Linked DNA regions of Homo sapiens: region 1 is linked to region 2. The links are chromatin contacts, found by Hi-C or POLR2A ChIA-PET in ENCODE. All regions are on one chromosome and are shown on one strand. The core of a region is the stretch at or near the end of the contact, and the rest is flanking DNA. Distances in the headings are between cores, read along the strand shown.

Evidence for each region. A loop is a pair of places that touch in the nucleus more often than their neighbours do. ChIA-PET counts read pairs that join two places held with the same protein, here RNA polymerase II (POLR2A). Pooled maps may share reads with other maps.
Region 1: a pooled map shows a loop between it and region 2 (2.2-fold over the local background). The contact joins the promoter of ARNT2-DT here to the enhancer-like site in region 2. A Hi-C loop is called at or near these places in 1 of 168 maps with a recorded cell type or tissue (ovary) and 1 of 50 pooled maps. POLR2A ChIA-PET finds 5 or more read pairs at or near these places in 1 of 52 experiments (IMR-90).

Annotation. Positions count from the first base shown.
Region 1 is chr15:80,401,826-80,406,963 of GRCh38, reverse strand. ARNT2-DT (ARNT2 divergent transcript) reads left to right here and starts at 2,768. Exons shown (of 6, transcript NR_184070.1): 1 at 2,768-2,973; 2 at 3,379-3,462. It overlaps ARNT2 (aryl hydrocarbon receptor nuclear translocator 2), which reads right to left and starts at 2,582. Exons shown (of 19, transcript NM_014862.4): 1 at 2,418-2,582. The coding sequence starts at 2,448. RefSeq lists an enhancer at 2,651-3,151.
Region 2 is chr15:80,172,564-80,176,880 of GRCh38, reverse strand. FAH (fumarylacetoacetate hydrolase) reads right to left here. Exons shown (of 14, transcript NM_000137.4): 9 at 3,737-3,867; 10 at 1,790-1,865. Among named protein-coding and RNA genes, the nearest start is that of FAH, 22 kb to the right of the region's middle. Within about 2 kb of position 2,605, at least 12 of the 41 ENCODE cell types and tissues checked have a DNase peak (open chromatin) inside an H3K27ac peak, as active enhancers do.

The DNA of each region.
Region 1 (5,138 bases), core at 1,519-4,018, 230 kb before region 2:
TTGGCTCAAACCCTGAGCCATGTCCCTTAAAATTAAACCCTTTCTCCCAAAGAAAAAGATGGAGATTCACATGGGGCAATAATAACACATCCCCACGGATCATCCTCAGGGGACCAGTAAAAGAAATGATGGTAAAAGGAAAGGTGATCACCTCAAGGAATTTTCCCTTGAGAAATTATCACCATGCTGAAGATCTCTGGTATAGCTGTCAACAGAGAAAAGCATCTGTCAAGCTGGCCAGGTGTTGACTAGCAACGCCAACAATACCCTATGCTTGTACCATTCAAGTCTCCCGCAGTCCAAGGCACAGGCACAGGCTTTCCTGTGCTTCACACCACGGGGCCAGGGGCAGTTACTCCATCTTTAGATCTTTAGTCCATGTAGCTCATGGAGCAATGTAATGGACAAAAAAGTTTTAAACAATGATGTCCTGGCATAGAAATTATGTAAATCACCAGGGATTTTATTCCTGTTCCCAGTGTATATTGGACTAAAATGTTTTCATTTAACATCTTTTGCTTTTTCTAATTTCATAACATTTACATCTATCAATTTTCCATTGATTTTGAAGTAGTTGAATGGGTTGAAATTGCAGCTTCAGTCACAGGCAAACTGGCACAGATTTGTTTTCAGACCAGCCACGTTCCTCCTCAGTGTTCTGGACAGAGGCCTCCTTGTCTGTTCTTCCAAGAGTCCCTATTTCTGCTGATGGAACTGCCTTCCTTGGAATTACACAGGCTCTTCACCTTGGTGTCTCCATGGACACCTCCCCTTTGTCTCTCCTTGGCCTCCTCCTTTACTCTTACTCCAAATCTAATCAGTGCCAAATCTGGAACTCTTCTACCCGCCCAGTGGTGCATTCCTTCCTCTCTGGTCCAGCCATGGCCACCAATTCTGGCCTCCCCAGCACCTGCCTCATTTCATGCTGGCCTCCCTGTCTCAAGTCTTGTTCCCTCCTTAGAATGTTTCCTAGACATAGCTGACAAATCAGTCTTCCAGAAAAAGTGATCATGCGATTTCCTTGTTCAATACCATTGAGGTCTCTCTCTCTCTCTCTCTGTCTCTCTCTCTCTTTTCTATTTTATTTTATTTTTCTGGTTCTTAGGAAGTGTGCAGAGGACTCTCCCTTAATGTGGAGAGAGAAAGTCCATACTCCTCAGTCTGTCCTTTAAAGCCTGGTCACATCCAAACAACTCAGTGTTAAATCCCACTGCTGCCTCTTATATCCCCAGTGCACCAACTACTCACTGACCTCTGCACTTGCTTAGAGCAAGTCCACTGTTACTTACGCCTGCAATGCCCCTCTGCTACTGGCTCTGTATATTCAAACATTCCCGTTTTCAAGGTTCAGCCGAAATGTCCAATCTCCAGAAGCCTTCCCTGGCCGCCTTAGATGAAAGGGATCTTTCATTCCTAATTCTATGATGAGAGACACTTTTCTTTGCTAGGCATTGCTGTTCCTCCCCCGACCCTCCCTATCTCCAACACATGACCTCCCTCTGCTGGGAATTTCCTGGGGGCCGCCCTCTGTGACTCTCCCTGCATCTTCCACAGGGACCCAGCAACCTGCCGTGCCCACAGCAGCCTCTGCACAACACCCAAAAGTTTGTACTAGCTTAGATGTTCACGTTTCTCTTCTCCCACACCCTGCTCATCAGGTAGGGAACTTTCCCAGTGAAAACGGAACTTCCCTACTACAATACCAAAACAAGTCAATGTTGCCACTTGATCAAGAACTCTTCCATTTTTGAAATATTTCCTAATGAGCTCAGTTGTCACAGACTGCACCCTGGGGACAGGTCAGACCAGAAAGCAGAGGATGTCACCTGGGCAGGACCAGGGCTGCTCCACGCTGGTGACCACAGGCTGGGTGTTTTGTGCCCCCGGAGGGTTAGGACACACAGCAGCCAGTCGCAAAGGGCGCAAAGGACCAGCGCTTAGTGGGCGGGGCGGGCAGGGGAGAGTCCCGGGAGTTGTACCCTGTTGAATCCCAGCTCCAAACTTTTCCCTCCGTCAGCGCGGAGCCCTCCACCAGCCAGGACTGGCTGACGCCGTGATGCCACAAAAGCCGGGACCGGAAGAGAAAAATGCGTGGGATGGGGAAGGCAAAGGCGGTTATTTTCAGAACTTCGGGGGCTCCCGGGCCTGCCCTTCGGGTTCCCGAGGATGCGAGGCCAGCGTCCGGCCGCCCGCGGGTCCGGACCGGCGCCTGCCCGGGACCGGATGGGCAGCGATTGGGATGCAGATGCCGCTCTGGTGCTGATGCTGCGGCTGCCGCGTAGTGACAGCCGCTCCACCACCCACCGCGCCGAGCTGCGGCTCCGCGCCCCCGGGGGCGCCCGGCGCGCCTGGTCCGCTCCGGCCCCGGGCAAGGCCTGCGGGCTGCGGCGGGCGGCGGGGCCCAGGCCGCTACTCACCCGGAGGGTTGACCGCCGCCGGGGTTGCCATCTTGCTCGGAGAGGATAGGCGCCCGCTTGGCAGGGGCGCGGGAGGGGCGGCGCGGAGCCCGGCGCTCAGCCCCGGGGACCCGGTCAGGCCCAGGCGCCGCCGCCGCCACACAAAGGACGGCGCGGGCGGGCGGCGCTCCCTCCGCTCTCCCCGCCGCCGCGGCCGCTCGCCGTCCCCGCCTTTCTCTCCTCCTCCTCCCCCTCCTCGGCCTCCTCCTCCCGGTTCAGCCTTTGTCGCGCGGCGGGGGGCGCCCGGCCCGCGGCTCCCCGGTCAGAGCGGTAGCACCGCGAGACTTGGGGCTGCGGACGGCGGGACCCCCAAGTTGGGCGCCGGCGACTGGCGGGGGCAGAGGGCCGGGCGCTCCCTCGGGCTCGCGCAGGTGCTCGGGCCTGGCCGGGCTGGGACCGCAGGCGCCTCTCCCGCGCTCGCCTAGCCCGGGCTGCCCCCGCACGCCCACGCCCCAGGTGTCCGGGCGCGCTTTACCCAGGGGCGCCGTGCCCAGGCCAGGAGGCCAGGGCGGAGCGGGTGAGGGAGAAGCCCATTTAGATTCAGAGGGAAGCCGGTCCTGGGAGACGGCCGCGAGGAACAAAGGCGCCCCAGTGCTGCCCACTTAGCATGCCAGAGCCGCGCTGCTCGGCTCCCAGGCCGGGGACACGGCCCGGTGTTAAGCGGAGGGTGCCCGACCGCGGGAATTCCTAAGGCCACGCGCACCTCCAAGGCCACCGCCGCACACAGCTTCGGAGTGCACAGTGCACACGCCCAGGCACAGGCAGCCGGCCCGAGAAATTGTGAATGTCTTGGCTTTGAGTAAGGCGCTCATCTCTACCCTCCTTCCATAATGACTGCCGTTGATTATTACTTGAGGGCGCTGCAAGGGCCTTATTTACACCACCAAGTTGAGAATTTAAAAAGATTTTTTTTTTTAAATAGGTTTATCTGCGTATCCTGGCGAAGTTTGGATGCAGAGAACTTGGAGCTGTTGTTTTCTACCAGACACTAGGATCCCTGAGAGAGGTAATGGCCCCTAGGAAGGACACGTCACCATCGGGGTCCCCTGTAAAGGTTAAATGGAAGAATAAAGACATCCCAGGTGAACGCTGAGAAGGGCAAGTTGGTCCCTAAACGCAGATAATGTTTGCAGAGACATCAAACTGTCTTAAATCCTTCCAAGGAAGCATTTTCTGGAGGGCAGAAAATTTGGGATGTATGTTCAAATAAGCATTTTCTTCGGGGAGTATTTGTCACTACTAATCTAATAGTCTATCAGTTCTACAAATGTTGAATGTCTGCTGTGTGCCAGGCACAAAGCCAGGTGTTGGGCCTACCATGGAAAGGAAGAAACAGGAGCTCTGTTCTTCTGGTTTGGGGGGTAGAGTGGGGAAGAGTGAAACAAAGTATCTGCACTCAAGAAGCACACAGCTCCCTTGGGGGCTTAGGGCAGAAGCCCTGAAATTGGCATCTCCAGCCTGTAGTCACTAATGAATGAATGAGGGCAGAGAGGAGGTGGAGTGATCAGGGAAAATGAAAATTAGGCTTTGAAGACATGAGTAGGACAGGTGGAAAAAGAAGACATTTCAAGTAAAAAATAAAGCAGGTGTGCACCCAGCCACAAGATAGGCCAGGCCCAGACAGAGAAACCAGGGTATCAGCTATGGCCCGCTCTTGTGCCCCGTATCAAAGTTGACTGTTCCTGATTCCAACATCAAGCCAAATGAGAATTCAGCCTCTCTTCTACATACCCCGAAAAGCAACACACTCAAAATACCAACTTAATTAATGTATAACGTATACTGGACTGAAGATTTCTTAAGGAAAGTAAAAGAGGAGGCTCTCTTCACTCACTCCACATCAAAAAAGGTAAAACTCCATCTCAGATATTTCTGCTACCCAGAGTCCCTTCTGGATCCTTCTCCCCACAGGCAGTTCAATCTCTGGTGGCCCATAAATAGCCCATAAATAGCACTTGGCATCACTGCCCCCTATCCCACGAGGCTCTTTTATTCTCCAACTTTCCACACCCCTTAGAAGGAAGCAAGTTCCTCTCCTTGGTGTTTATGTATCAGTTTAGCATTTCAGCCAGGACCCATGGCTCATTTTGTCTCCAAATACAGTTCTAATATCATCCCTAAAAAATAAAATATGAGTGAACATGACTCTTACGCACACACACATTTAACCATACAAATTTGTTGACAAGTTTTACTTTCTTACTCTGCTGTTGTGTTCTGCCCATTTTTCTAAATGTTACTCGGCTGATATCTTTAAAACTGGATCTTGCTCAAGCTTCCTACTTCTTGCACTGGTCCATTGCAATAAAAGACAGGCGACACGTGGACAACTGCTAGACACTTCCCAAGTCTGGAGTCGGCCGTGCTGTGGTTTTTGGTACGTAATAAATACGTTTAGATTTTCACAAAGGAGACATTTCATCTTCTCCCCCAGTCAGTGTATTTCAGAGGTAGAAAGGACCTTCGACATCATCCAATTCTGCCCCTGGAGTTTGCAGATAAGGAAACTGAGGCTCAGGGTAGCCAACGTCATGCAGCTTAATAGCCAGACAAGACTTAGAACTGGGCTACGCACAATACTGGGATTTGGTGGCTGGAGTTGGGGAGCGGTTAGGGTGTAGGGGAAGAAATAGAGAAATGGGCAACTCGCCTTCTCTCTCGTCTCTCAGTATTAAATAGGTT
Region 2 (4,317 bases), core at 1,356-3,855:
CTCCTCCCCAGACCCTTTCGCCCAGATCCCAACTCAGAACATCAGAACTGCAAATGCAGGACTACATCTCTGGACACTGTGCTTTCTGGATAATCTTGTCCCTTTTCTACCAGTGGCCTCCCCCGGGCGGGCAGGTTCACCTCTAGGCAGCCAGGAATACTGAGGACAAAACCAGATAGAAAGTATACTCCAAGCACGCATTGTGGGTGGCAGGAGGCCAACCTAGAACTTGTGACACACTTGGATTGAGTCCCAGCCCTGCCATTAGCCAGGTAGGTGGCTCGGGGTGAATCCTTTTCCTCTCTGAGCCTCAGCTTCCTGACCTGGAACCTGAAAGAGCGGGCCCAGCACAGCTTCCCAGAGGGCCCTGGGCAGCCAGGAGGCTCTCTGTGACAGCTCTTTCTCCATGGAGCATCCTGCTCCCATGGCGACAGCTCCTGCAGTGTACTGCGCCTCCTGACAGGAACCACCTCATGAAGGGCCGAGACCCTGGAACTGACAGTGAGACAGACATGGCAAAGCCTGGAGTGTACAGACAGAGCAGACAGAAGAAAGAAATGGAGCTGGCCGGGCATGGTGGCTCACGCCTGTAATCCCAGCACTTTGGAAGGCCTAGGTGGGTAGACCACCTAAGGTTAGGAGTTCAAGACCATCCTGACCAACATGAAGAAACCCCATCTCTACTAAAAATACAAAATTAGCCAGGCATGGTGGCGCATGCCTGTAATCCCAGCTACACAGGAGGCTGAGGCAGAAGACTCGCTTGAACCCAGGGGCAGAGGTTGTGGTGAGCCAAGATCGCACCATTGCACTCCAGCCTGGGCAAGAAGAGTGAAACTCCATCTCGGGGGAAAAAAAAAGAAGAAAAGAAAAGAAAAAGGAATGGAATGGAGCTAAAAAGGAGATTTGGCCAGAGTGTGGCTAGGAGGTCTGTGTGTGGCCACCAGGCAAACCCTCCCCATCCGAGGGCCCCCGTTGGGATTGGAAAATGACACCTGACTCTTTCTAGGTACAGACCCTGTCCCAGACCTTTGCATGAATTGACATGTTTGGTCCTCACAACACACCATGAGGTCAACGCCGCTATTATCCCATTTCATAGATGACAAATGAGGACATGGCCAGGTTTGGCAACTTGCCCAAAGTCCCACAGCTGAGCAGCAGAGTCATGGCCTGCAGAGCCAGTCTCTTTATTACCAACGCCCCATTGGGCCTGTTCGCGGAGGCGGGCTGAGCAGCCACAGGGAGATGTGGGCCCTGTCTATGTCAGGGCTGGCCCAGGGTGGGGATCTCGGGTCTGTCTGCAAGACACTCAGGGCTGGCCCATGGTGGGAATCTGGGGTCTTGATGCGCTGGCTCTGTGTGGCCCCAGGGGCTCAGCCAAGCGAACAGACCCACAAGGACATGCTTTCAAACAGGCACTCAATGAAATGTGCCACCCACCACGGAAGTGAGGGTCAGTGGCGATATGTGAGCAGGAGCCAGGCAGCCCCTGGAGAGGCTGGGGAGGGGATTCAAGCAGAAGATGGAAGTCCCGGACTCCATCCTTTCAGCCCTACCACTGAGAGCTCAGTGACAGGGTTAATGCCCTATGGGCCCAGTTAGGTTCCCAGTGAGCACCAGGGTGTCCCCTCCCCTCCCCTCCTCTTTCCTTTAGACGAGCCACACACATCTCCAGGGCTGTAGCACGTGCCCTCACCCTTGCCAAAGCTCAGGAGCCTTCAGGACAAGGCACACAGGCACACATTGCCTCAGAGCTCCTGGCCATGTCAGTCCCCCTACAACATACCTTTCAGGTTAACAGAGAGGTTGATGTCAAATGTGTAGGGCTCGTCATGGCACAGATACGGCAGGGGCCTGGGGTCCTGAGAGGGCAAAGCACAGCACAGAGGTCACTGGCAGGTGGGCTGAGCTCACCCGGCTGGGCCCCCATACCAGCCAGGCCCCCAGCAGCACCTGCTCCCCTAGGCAGAGGGTCTGAGACAGCAGGAGCATTCCCTCTCCAGGGACCCAGCACTGTGTCCCTGGATAGCAGTAGGGGGGATCATACTGTGGGTCTCTAGGAAATGCAGCCAAGGAAGGGGCATCAGCAGGTCAAAGGTCACAGGAGCCAAACCAGAGATGTTCCTGAAAGCCACAGGAGGGGAGAGAAAGGGAAGGTGGGCAGCAGACAGGCCGAGATGGAGAACAAAGCCTGGCCTGTGAGGAAAGGCTGGGCCTGAAAGCGCATTGCAGGGCCCCTGGAAGGCAGAGGGGTCACAACAGAAGTAGACAGCCCTGGCTGGTGCTGGAGCCAGCTAGGGAGGCAGCTTGGATGGCTGGGCCAGAACGCCTGCACTCCGGCCAAAAGCAGTGTTTTCCAAAGCATGGTACATGAGTCACCCACGGGACATGAGATCGTTTTTGGTGATACTAATGGTTATGAAACAGTGTAGCTAGTGATGCCAGTAGGAATATAAAGTTCCCTTCTTAATATATTAAGTTTAAACTGGGAGCCACTCTGAAGGAAAACATTAAGTAAATAATAGTTCAGAGGGGGAATAGTAGTGTTGTACCTAAATGGTGTTGGGGAAGGGCTGGCACAGAGGAAGGCAGGCAAAACCCTGTGATGACCGACCCGGAAGAAGGCAGATGACTGGAGGACAAGCAAAGAGAGGCTGTGGCCTTGCAGCCCTAGGGAGACTAGACAAGGCCGCTGCCAGCTAGAGAGAAAGTCAAGTCCTGGCGACTGAAAATGACCAGGGTGGGCAGGGGGTGCTGTGGTAGGGAGCAGCGAGGAGAGAGCAAGGGATGAGGGTGAAAGCCCCACAGGACTTCACTAGAACTGGCTTGCAAGGAAAGACCTCAGGGTTGTTTGTAGCACAGCAAACATGAGATGACCCCAGAGGCAGAGGAGCATGGGAGAGCAGTGTGGGTGCAGGACCAGCACCGGGTGTTGGTAGAGGCCCCCAGCAAATGCGTGGTGAGATGCTCAAGCGAGGATGTGCAAATGGCTGGGAGCTCAGCCTGGATCCCCACAGGGAGGTCAGAATTGGAGAGGGGCATCGTGAGGACTCAGAGACACTGGAGAACGAGGACAGGTCACATGCCAGAAACCAAGGGGTGAGGGAATGCCAACAAGAGTGAGGGGCCACAGGAAGTCCATGCTGAAGGGGACACAAGGTCATGACACTGACTATCGGGTCACAGGTGACTCTGGCCAGGTGTTGCCAGTGATGGAGTGGGGCAGATTGCAACAGGCTGAGAAGGGAGGACTGGAACCAGGGGTCAAGGCCTAGACCCAGTGGTAGACCAAGCGGTGCCGGGAACCAGAGGCTGCAGGGACTCCCTGTTGCTGGGCTCCAAGCTGCATTCTATGAGTTGGGGTCCAGGTGGCGCCATTTGCACAGAACAAGATTTGATGGCCACCTGGGAGGTTGTGCAATGTTGGTACCTGCAGGGACTCCTCCTGCCAACTGGCCAGATCCCCCGGGTCTTGCAAGATTCTTAAGGTTACAAAATTCTGTGTTTTCTCCAAGAACTGTGCCAGGGCCAGGGAAACCACAAGGGAGAATGATGCCCTGGCTGCCTGGAAGTAATCGTGGCCAGGAACTCCCAGGCACTCTGCTGTGGGCATGCCGTGGGCACAGAGCTTCCCTCCTGATGGTCTGCATGCCTGGCATGTCCACTCAGTGGGCAAGCAGCCTCAGAGGCAGCAGGGCTGGGTTTGGGAGCTTCCTGCAGAGAATGTGCTTACCTGCTTCGGGTTGGGCACAGCAAAGGGCATGAGAGCATCCATGGGCACCACCCACGGAGAGACAGTGGTCCCAAAACTCTTCCCAAGGAATGGCCCGAGAGGGACATACTCCCACTTCTGAATGTCTCGTGCTGCAGAAGAAGGGCACAGCCAGGACTTACAAAGGCTGATCAGGGCATCTCCCAACGACCCCCTCCTGCCCTTGACCAAGGAGCAGAGACACCTAGCACTGCCATCTCCACAAAGATCAGCCCCAGTCAGGCTGCCCCAGGACAAAGGGGCAAGAGCATTCAATGCCAAGGACAGAGGTCCTTTGAGGGCACTGTGCCAGGTTACAGCAAAGAGAAGGATGACCAAACGGTGGTCAGGATATCTCCCAGGAAGGGGCTGGAAGCTCATTCTCAAACTATGAGAGAGACACTTTCTGGGGCTTATGGTGCCATCTTCCTCCCACGTATGGCAAAGGGTTGAGAGCTCAGGCTCAGAAGCTGGACTGTTTTGCTTCAAATCTTAGTTCAGCAACTAACTGAAATCTCCCTGTGCCTCAGTTCCTCATCTGTAAAATGGGAAGATAATATTGC